Regions from separate parts of the Homo sapiens genome. Here region 1 is linked to region 2. The links are chromatin contacts, found by Hi-C or POLR2A ChIA-PET in ENCODE. All regions are on one chromosome and are shown on one strand. Each heading gives the region's core, a stretch centred on a gene start or an enhancer-like site at or near the end of the contact. The rest is flanking DNA. Distances are from core to core; before and after follow the strand shown.

What was found. A loop is a pair of places that touch in the nucleus more often than their neighbours do. ChIA-PET counts read pairs that join two places held with the same protein, here RNA polymerase II (POLR2A). Pooled maps may share reads with other maps.
Region 1: a loop to region 2 is called in a map of GM12878, with 2.7 times the contacts of the local background. The contact joins the enhancer-like site here to the promoter of LINC01176 in region 2. A Hi-C loop is called at or near these places in 4 of 168 maps with a recorded cell type or tissue (B cell, CD8-positive, alpha-beta T cell, GM12878 and 1 more) and 1 of 50 pooled maps. POLR2A ChIA-PET finds 5 or more read pairs at or near these places in 2 of 52 experiments (HCT116 and activated CD8-positive, alpha-beta memory T cell).

The regions. Positions count from the first base shown.
Region 1 is chr7:30,444,550-30,449,382 of GRCh38, reverse strand. It overlaps NOD1 (nucleotide binding oligomerization domain containing 1), which reads left to right. Exons shown (of 14, transcript NM_006092.4): 7 at 1,002-1,085; 8 at 2,333-2,416; 9 at 3,159-3,242. Among named protein-coding and RNA genes, the nearest start is that of NOD1, 32 kb to the left of the region's middle. RefSeq lists a silencer at 3,385-3,544. Within about 2 kb of position 3,387, at least 2 of the 41 ENCODE cell types and tissues checked have a DNase peak (open chromatin) inside an H3K27ac peak, as active enhancers do.
Region 2 is chr7:30,387,451-30,392,498 of GRCh38, reverse strand. It overlaps LINC01176 (long intergenic non-protein coding RNA 1176), which reads right to left and starts at 1,614. Exons shown (of 3, transcript NR_108081.1): 1 at 1,464-1,614. RefSeq lists an enhancer at 814-1,432.

The DNA.
Region 1 (4,833 bases), core at 2,138-4,637, 55 kb before region 2:
ATGGGCCCAGCTAAAAGATGGGGGAATCTATTGCTAAGAAAGTATAGATATTGGGAATGTCTAGCAGCCTGTGCTGTCTTGGGCTGGCCATGCCATGTACATACACACTATTTCCCAGCACCAAGCTGGGGACTCTGAGGGAAAGGGTCCAGAGTGTCTGACTTGATCATTTTGATGTGGCCTAAAAATCAAGCTTTTAATTGTTCAGCCTTTTACTTGTTATCAAGGTCAGCTTGTGGGTCTAATTGGGCCCAAGGCTTGTGTTTCTAAGTAAAGTTTTATTGGAACGCAGCCATACCCATTTATTTACTTACTGGCTGCTTCACACTACACAGTTGAGTAGCTGTGACAGAGACCACATGGCCCACAGAGCCTAAAATATTTGCTGTCTGACACTTTACAGAATGACATGAGCAGTCTCCTTTGACAGTGGGACTCACAGCCTTTTCCAGTGACAAATCAGGGTTAGCCCATGTGTTTCTGGATGGGGGGAAGCTGTTGGCATTTTGGGTATAACAGTTCTTGTGAGACCTGTCCAGCATTTTGCAGGACACCTAACATCATTGGCCCTGCCTGCAAGATGACAGGGCACTCCCTCCTCCAGTCACAACCACTAAAAGCAGCCCCTGACATTTCCAAACCCATGCCCTCCACCATACGAGAACCAGGTACAGGGTCTGGCTGACACATAGGTCACACGCAAAGGGTGGATGTCAGAGGTGGCTGGCCTCACACGTCCTCCCTGTGTCCTTCACGGTCGTGTGAGGAGCCAGGGGCTGTGCTGCAGCCTCGCTCATGGGCTGGTGCAGGATGGGTCTGGCGGCCCCACGTTGGCCAGGCTTTGTAAGGGGCTATTTGGCTGATTGCTGTGGCCATTCTCCAGGGGCGTCTATACCTGAGAAAACTCCAGGGCCTGAAGGCTTCTGGATCTTTGTAAGATTAATGGTCCTTCATAATGAGTGCCTGCCCTGACTCGTAATTTTTTTGCTGTTTTATTTCAGACTCAGCGTAAACCAGATCACTGACGGTGGGGTAAAGGTGCTAAGCGAAGAGCTGACCAAATACAAAATTGTGACCTATTTGGGGTATGTCTTTCTCCAGAACACTGGGCCAACTACCTAGTAATAATACAGAGCTGCAGGGAATTCACATTCCCATAGGTCCCTGGATGATCGGCACGGATGGCCCAGGGCTGGGAAGAGCGCTGGCCCAGGAGTTGAGAGTCCTGGGTTCTCTTTGTGGCTCGGCCAGTCATGAAGTCTTGCTGAGCCTCAGCCTCCTCACCTGTAAAACTGGGATCCCAGTATAGGCAAGTAGGCTTACAACTGGTTATTGGGGGATGCAACGAGAATATAAGGGGATATATTTAATAAATGCTAGAATCCTGTTTACATATTAGTCTGGACTATTTTGGGTCCATAATCCCTCATCCAGAGCCTTTGGGGCAAGACCCGAATGGGGATTCTGAGTGCATGCTATGGCATGACGTGGCCGCAGGGGTCTAAGGCAGTGCCCCATTTTCAAACACTTTCATATTTCTCCCGCAGAATGTATGAAACAGTCAAACCAAGTGTGGTAAGAAAGACTATAAGTAGCTCCACATCAGTTGCCAAAAGAATTGTGAGAAACTTTGGGCATTCAGAGCCTTTGAGGTTTTGGAGTCTGAGAGAAGGGATTGCGGGCCAGCCCCACACAACTGGTGGCTCTGCAAGCTGGAGCAGTTGTTCAGTTTCTTGGGGCCTCAGTGGCCTTCGATGTTAATGAGGACATGGACGCAAACGACCCCGGGCCACACTCGGCTCCAGGGCTCTGTGTGGCTGTGGAACCCTGGAAGCCTGAGCTTAGCTGCCTTTCAACTTCCATCTGCTGTACTATTGAATTGGCATTGAGCGGTGAGATGGCTGAAAGGTAGACATCGAGAAGTTTTAATATTCAGAATCTTTTCTTCTCAAGACGCTGAATGTAATCTTAGTTGTAAATACCCATCACCTGCCAGTCACCGAGCACTCATGCACCAGGGCTTTGCGTTATGTCCTAAGATCCTCATAACCACCCTGCAAGGGGACTATCATCATTACCTCTGTATTACAGATGGAGAAACTGAGGCACAGAGAGGTAACGTGACTTGTCTCAGGCCATAAAGCTGGGGAAAGTAGTGGAGCTGGTTTTGAACCTGAGCTGTGAGACCTCAGAGCCCTAAACTCTGGTGCCTGTGTGTTCCCCTTTCAACCCAGACTTTGGAAATCAGTAGACACCATATGCTTCAAAAAACAGGGGCTATTAAAATGACATCAGGAGCCAGAAAGTCTCATGGCTGTGCTTTCTCTTGAAGTTTATACAACAACCAGATCACCGATGTCGGAGCCAGGTACGTCACCAAAATCCTGGATGAATGCAAAGGCCTCACGCATCTTAAGTAAGTGGGGTAGGCACCAGGTTCCTTAGTATATTCTCTTGATCACCCCCTTCTGTTGTTCAAAGATTAAATGTCACAGTAAAGAGCTTTCATCCTAAAGCCTTCCACTTGTCCCAGGGCCATGTTGGTCAAGTAAAGATACCTCTGTGTGATCTGTGAGGCTTGGATTCTGGAAGGGCCTCCCGTTATTGGTAGGGGGAAAGGTTGGCATTTTGATTTCATTAACTACTAGGCCGAAGAAAGGACTAACTCTCACCCTTTCTGGTGGTCTTTTTGCCCCAAGGGAGTTTCCTGTCGGGTTGCAAGGAAGAGCTTGGGCCCTTGCCCTGCTGTAGGTGTGCCCTGCGCAGGGGGTGACAGTGCGCCAGGCTTGGAGCCTCTGGTCCTGCCCTGACAGTGGCCACATACCTTGACCCTTGGCAGTCAAAGTGGGACCTCCCAGGTCTCCCGAGGGAAGTCAGTGATGCTGCTGAGGTCAATTAGAGGACCCCAGGGAGGGCTCAGGTCCCTGAGCTTCTGCAGAGACTGTGGACCATCTCCTGGAGAGGAACCCTGACTGACTGTCCTCAGGGCTTCAGTTCCCTCCCTGACAGGAGGCCCAGGCCATGGCTCTTGTGGATCCCAGAAGAAAGTGTACGGTTCCCAAGATGGGGCTGGAAGGGGCTCTGTGCTGGGGAGGAGGGTGACCCACATTGGAGCCCCTGCATAGCTGGAGGCTGACTGTGTGTGACTCTCTCTGCAGACTGGGAAAAAACAAAATAACAAGTGAAGGAGGGAAGTATCTCGCCCTGGCTGTGAAGAACAGCAAATCAATCTCTGAGGTTGGGTGAGTAGAAGGGGATGGATGTATGTGGTACAACCTGCTGTGTGTGTGGGGGGCGGGCCTTGCTGTTCTTTTCATACATCAGTACACCAGAAGGACCACTGGGGCTCGCTGTCGGGGAGAGATAGTGGAGAGCTTTCACCATGCTGCGAAACTGAAACCGTGCCCATTAAGCAATAACTCCCCGGTCCCCCTCCCCCCTGCCTCTTGCAGCCACCCTGCTACTTACTCTCTCTATGGTTTTGACTACTCTACCTCATGTAAGTGGAATCATACAGTATTTGCCTTTTGGGGATGGCTGATTTCACTAGCATCATGTCCTCAAGATTCGTCCACATGGAAGCATGGGACAGGATTTCCTTTTTTTTTTTTTTTTTTTTTTTTTTTGACAGAGTCTCGCTCTGTTGCCCAGGCTGGAGTGCAGTGGCATGATCTCGGCTCACTGCAACCTCTGCCTTCTGGGTTCAAGCGATTCTCTCGCCTCAGCCACACGAGTAGCTGGGATTATAGGCACCCGCCACCAATCCCAGCTAATTTTTGTATTTTTAGTAGAGGCGGGGTTTCACCATGTTGGCCAGGCTGGTCTCAAACTCCTGACCTCAAATGATCCACCCACCTCGGTCTCCCAAAGTGTCAGGATTATAGGCGTGAGCCACCGTGCCCCGCCAGGATTTCCTTCTTTTTTAAGGCTGAGTAATACTCCATTGCATGGCTATGCCACATTTTGTTTACTCATTCATCCAAGAACAGACACTGGCTTGCTTCTATGCTTTGGCTGTTGTGAATAATGCTGCTGTGCACATGGGCATACAAATGTCTCTTCAAGGACTGCCTTCAATTCTTTTTTTTTTTTTTTTTTTTTTTTAGATTCTTTTTTTTTTTATTATACTCTAAGTTTTAGGGTACATGTGCACATTGTGCAGGTTAGTTACATATGTATACATGTGCCATGCTGGTGCGCTGCACCCACTAATGTGTCATCTAGCATTAGGTATATCTCCCAATGCTATCCCTCCCCCCTCCCCCGACCCCACCACAGTCCCCAGAGTGTGATATTCCCCTTCCTGTGTCCATGTGATCTCATTGTTCAATTCCCACCTATGAGTGAGAATATGCGGTGTTTGGTTTTTTGTTCTTGCGATAGTTTACTGAGAATGATGGTTTCCAATTTCATCCATGTCCCTACAAAGGATATGAACTCATCATTTTTTATGGCTGCATAGTATTCCATGGTGTATATGTGCCACATTTTCTTAATCCAGTCTATCATTGTTGGACATTTGGGTTGGTTCCAAGTCTTTGCTATTGTGAATAGTGCCACAATAAACATACGTGTGCATGTGTCTTTATAGCAGCATGATTTATACTCATTTGGGTATATACCCAGTAATGGGATGGCTGGGTCAAATGGTATTTCTAGTTCTAGATCCCTGAGGAATCGCCACACTGACTTCCACAATGGTTGAACTAGTTTACAGTCCCACCAACAGTGTAAAAGTGTTCCTATTTCTCCGCATCCTCTCCAGCACCTGCTGTTTCCTGACTTTTTAATGATTGCCATTCTAACTGGTGTGAGATGATATCTCATAGTGGT
Region 2 (5,048 bases), core at 365-2,864:
TGTACTTTTTTTTTTTTTTGTAGAGATGGGGTTTCACCATGCTGCCCAGGCTTGTCTCGAACTCCTGGGCTCAAGCAATTTGCCCACCTTGGCCTCCCAAAGTGCTGGGATTACAAGCGTGAGCCACCACACCTGGCCAAAACCATATTTTTGATAAAGGATTTGTATCAAGAATATACAAAGAATTCTCAAGATTCAGTAAGAAAACATACAATCCAGTTTTTCAAAAATGTGCCAAAGGGTTGAATAGACACTTCACTAAAGAAAATATACCTGTAGCAAAGAAGAATATGAAAAAATACACAACATCATTTGCATTGGGAGAATGAAAATGAAAAACACAATGAAATGCACCGTATACCCAAGTCAAAACAAAAAAATAGCAAAAACATCAAAACTGCAGACAATATCAAATTCTGGTGAGGATGCCAATCACCTGGAATTTTCATACATTTTTGGTGGGAATGCAAAGTGGCACCACCAGTTTGCAAACCTGTTTGGCAATTTCCTACTAAGTATATATACATATTTATCATATAACTAGCTATCCCACTCCTAGGAATGTACTCAAGAGAAACAAAATCTTTGATTCACATAAAAACTTCTAGGTGAGGCCGGGCGCAGTGGCTGACGCCTGTAATCCCAGCACTTTGCGGGACAGAGGCAGGCGGATCATGAGGTCAAGAGATCAAGACCATCCTGGCCAACATGGTGAAACCCAGTCTCTACTAAAAATGCAAAAATTAGCTGGGCGTGGTGGCATGTGCCTGTAATCCCAGCTACTAGGGAGGCTGAGGCAGGAGAATCACTTGAACCTGGGAGGCGGAGGTTGCAGTGAGCCAAGATCGGACCACTGCACTCCAGCCTGGCGACAGAGCGAGACTCTGTCTCAAAAACAAAACAAAACAAAACAAAAAAACTTCTAGGTGAATGTTAACAGCAGCTTAACCACTGTCACTAAAAACTGGAACCAACACAAATCTTCCACTAGTAAATGGATGAGTAAACTATGGATTGCCACTCAGCAATTAAAAGGACCAAGCTGCTGAATACACATGACAACATGGATGACTCAAATGATTATGCTAAGTGGAAGAAGCTGGGCTTCTGTGATTTTCTATTCTCATTCATATTCAAGTTGCTTGGGTAACTTGTAATCTTTATCGCTTGCCACACATTATTCTTGAATAAGTATTTAACGGGAGTCTCCTGACGCTTGAGATGAGCCCTCTTCCAGAGAGATCTTGCTGTGCTTCTGCCGAATTCAGATTTTGAGAATCCTTGGCCCAACCAGCTATGTATATTTGAGAAGCTAATCTTCAGGGAAGCAGATATGCACAGGCCTTCCAGGGAAATTGTATTTTCTATTTCTTTTCCTCCCTGCTCCAAGAGCACCAAGGTAGCCACAGTTCATTACAACTGCTGGGAAGAGGGCACTGGGTTCAGCTCTGACTCCTCCTTACCTTTAGCTCCTTGTTATCCGATTCCTGTTGGTAGGGTCTCCTGCAAGCACACTGTCTTGCGTGGGCTCTGTGCTTTAACATGTTTTCTTGGCTCAGCCAGGCCACAGAAACAGCAGACAAGTGTTTGTGGTATCAGCAACTGCTGTCTCAGCACAGGCAGCTTTTTGTTCCAGTATTCCATTTCCCTCCCTGGTTATAGACTTTTATCCAAAAACTGGCCTGGAAGTTCAATGTTTTTTTAGTTCTTCACTTAAAAAAAGCCATTATTTTGTTTCTTCAAGTTTTCATAACCAGCCATCACCAGAAACTGGAAGTCCAAACATGCTCTTATTATTTAAGTAATTGGTGTACATGGTATAAATTCACGTCTTACAGAAAGATGCACAATGAAAAAAAGCAGCCTCTCCATGGCCCCTCCTCCCAATTCCAGTCCCACCCACTCCAAGTAAAGCAAAAAGTGCTTTAGTTGTATTTCTAAACGTTCCTACAACAGATATCTATTATTTTGCAATGGGAAAAATTTTACTTTAAAACATCCCCGGAACTTCTAATCTTCTGATACTTATAACCTCCATATCTCCAAGTAACATCTTTCTCTGTCTCTTGGTTCACAAACTCCTATGTCCAATATCTCCCACCTAAAAATGATGCCCTTTATAATCCCCTTGAAAAAGTGGAGTATACTTACCTCCTTGCCACAATCCCAATATGTTAGTCTTATTATTTCTTAGCTTACTGAGTGCCAACTATGTGCCAGGCAGTGCTTTAGAACCCATGGATACAATAGTGATCAAAACTAACAAAGTCCTTGACTTCACAGTGCTTACATTCTGGAAGAAGAGTGACAATAAACAAACATAAGATTTGTCAGGTAAATGTTATAGAAAAATAGAACAAGGTAAAGGAAACAGGGAATGTAGGGGTGAGGGCAGATTCATGAACTTATTTTGTATTGTATAGTTAAGGAAGGGCACTCAGATAAGGCGATATCTGAGCCAACGCAACAAAGGAAGTGAAAGAGGAAGCCTGTGGATACTTGGAGGAATTGTTATAGGCAGAAGGAAGAAGTGCCAAGGCCCTGACACAGGGGCTTGCTTGCCTGGTGTATTCCAGGAATAGCTTCAGGGGAACAAGTCAGGGGTGAGCAGGAGAAGATGAGCTAGAGAGGCAGGAGTGAGTGGCATGTACATGTCTGTGTGTATGCATACATGCACACTCCGGATGGCTGAGGGTATTTTAGGTCATGGTAAAGACCTTAGCTTTGGCTCTGAGTAAGATGGGAGCCAAGGGGGATTTTCAGCAGAGTAGTACCATGATCTGACGCTGTATTTGTTAACTTATAATGACCCCTATATTCCTTGATCCATCAACTTTAGACCAAAATGTTCATCGAAACATTTTTTGTAACAGTAAAATATTGGGGGAAATTATTTGACCACAAGCATTGTCTAAAGATATTATGGTACAACTACGAAATGGAATACTATGCAAATACAAAACATGATAAATGGAATGTTAGAAATGTGGTTCTAAAATACCACATATAATGTTATCCTGTGAATATATATGCATTGAAGAGTATGGAAAGACATATGCCAACAAATAAGGAGAAAAAAGTCTCTGGGGAGATGGGAAAAGGAGAAATATGAAGGTATTTTTTCCTTTGTGCCTTGTGTTTCCAAAAGTTCCTACAACACATATCTATTATTTTGCAGTGGGGAAAATTTTACTTTAAAACATCCAAGGCCAGGCGTGGTGGCTCACGCCTGTAATCCCAGCACTTTGGGAGGCCGAGGGGGGTGGATCACCTGAGGTCAGGAGTTCAAAACCAGCCTGGCCAATGTGGTGAAACCCTGTCTCTTCTAAAAATACAAAAATTAGCCTGGTGTGGTGGCGGGCGCCTGTAATCCCAGCTACTCAGGAGGCTGAGGATGGAGAATCGCTTGAACCCGGGAGGTGGAGGTTGCAGTAAGCCGAGATCGCGCCACTGCATTCCAGCCTGGGCGACAAAAGTGAAACACCGTCTAAAAAAAAAAAAAAAAATCCAAAAGATTAGAACCATAAACTAATCATTTTCTTTGTTTTAAGCTCAAAACAATTATATACAGCTCCTATGAGAATAATCAATACTGAATATCAACAAACTGACACGCATGTGGCTACCAAGTCTCTAGAATGACCCACTGAAATTCAGTAAAAGCTTAGAGAGCACAGGGTTAACTGCCATGCTGCACTATTTCCCCTCTTACTTGAACAAAGTAACACTTGCTGATGTAACTGTGCTTGCCAAGTTTTTGATAGTAAGTCCATCATGTCTCGTAACTTCAAAGAGTCTCAAAAGTGTCAAGATCCTAAGACAGGAAACTTCTGGTAGCTGACAATGTCTGGTTAATAGGGGGTTTGGTGAAAGCACAGGCAATGGGCACAGTAGAGAAGCAAGCAGCAAACAATGGAGATGTCCAGGACCATCCTGGCACGTGTTCTCCAGCGTTTCTAGGAAAGGTCTCTGGTCTAGTTATCAACCGCTGTGTAACAAACCATCCCAAACTTAGTGAGATGAAACAACAATCATATATCATCTTCTCTCACAATTCTGGGGATTGACTGGACTCAGCTAGGCAGCTCTCCCTCAGGTCTCTCATCCAGCTCTAGCCAGATGGTGGTTAGGGTGGAATCATCTAGAAGGCTTCCTCACTCACATGTTTGGTGGTTGACGTGGCCAGGGCTTTCTCACACAGCATAGAACCTTGGTTCCACGGAGAACCTTCCTGAGAGAAAGCCAGTTAGAAGCTGTATTACCTATTCTAACTAAGCCCTGGAAGTCATACAGCATCACTTCTGTTGCATTCTGTTAGTTAGAAACAAGTTACTAGGGCCAGTTCATACTCAAGATGAGTGAAATTCAGATTTTGCTTCTTTTTTTTTTTTTTTTTTTTTTTTTTTTTTTTTTTTTTTTGCAGATGGAGTCTCACTCTGTCCCAGGTTGCAGTACAGTGGCATCATCTCCGCTCACTGCAAACTCTGCCTCCCAGGTTCAAGCGATTCTGCTGCCCCAGCCTCCTGAGTAGCTGGGATTACAGGTGTGCACCACCACACCCAGCTAATTTTTGTATTTTTAGTAGAGACGGGGTTTTGCCATGCTGGCCAGGCTGGTCTCGAACTCCTGACCTCAGATAAGTGCTCCAAAGTGAGAGCCATCACTATTATTTGCATAATCTCATTTACACAAACTTGATAAAAGCATAGTATCAAAAGGCTGATGTGAACTGCTTCATTAATAGTCTTATTTTCATCATCATTAGGTGCGGTCCACCTATGTCCCTGGCATTAGATGACTCCACAAAGTTTTATTTTATATTGAATTATATTCGCCTACTGCCTTTTTTTCGAGACAAGATCTTCCTCTGCTGCCCAGGCTGGAGTGCAGTGGCGCAATCATGACTCACTGCAGCCTCAACCTCCTGGGTTCAAGTGATCCTCCCATCTCAGCCTCCAGAATAGCTGGGACTACAGGCATGCCCCACCAATGCCTGGCTAATTTTTAAATTTTTTATAGGGATGGGGTCTCACTATGTTGCTCAGGCT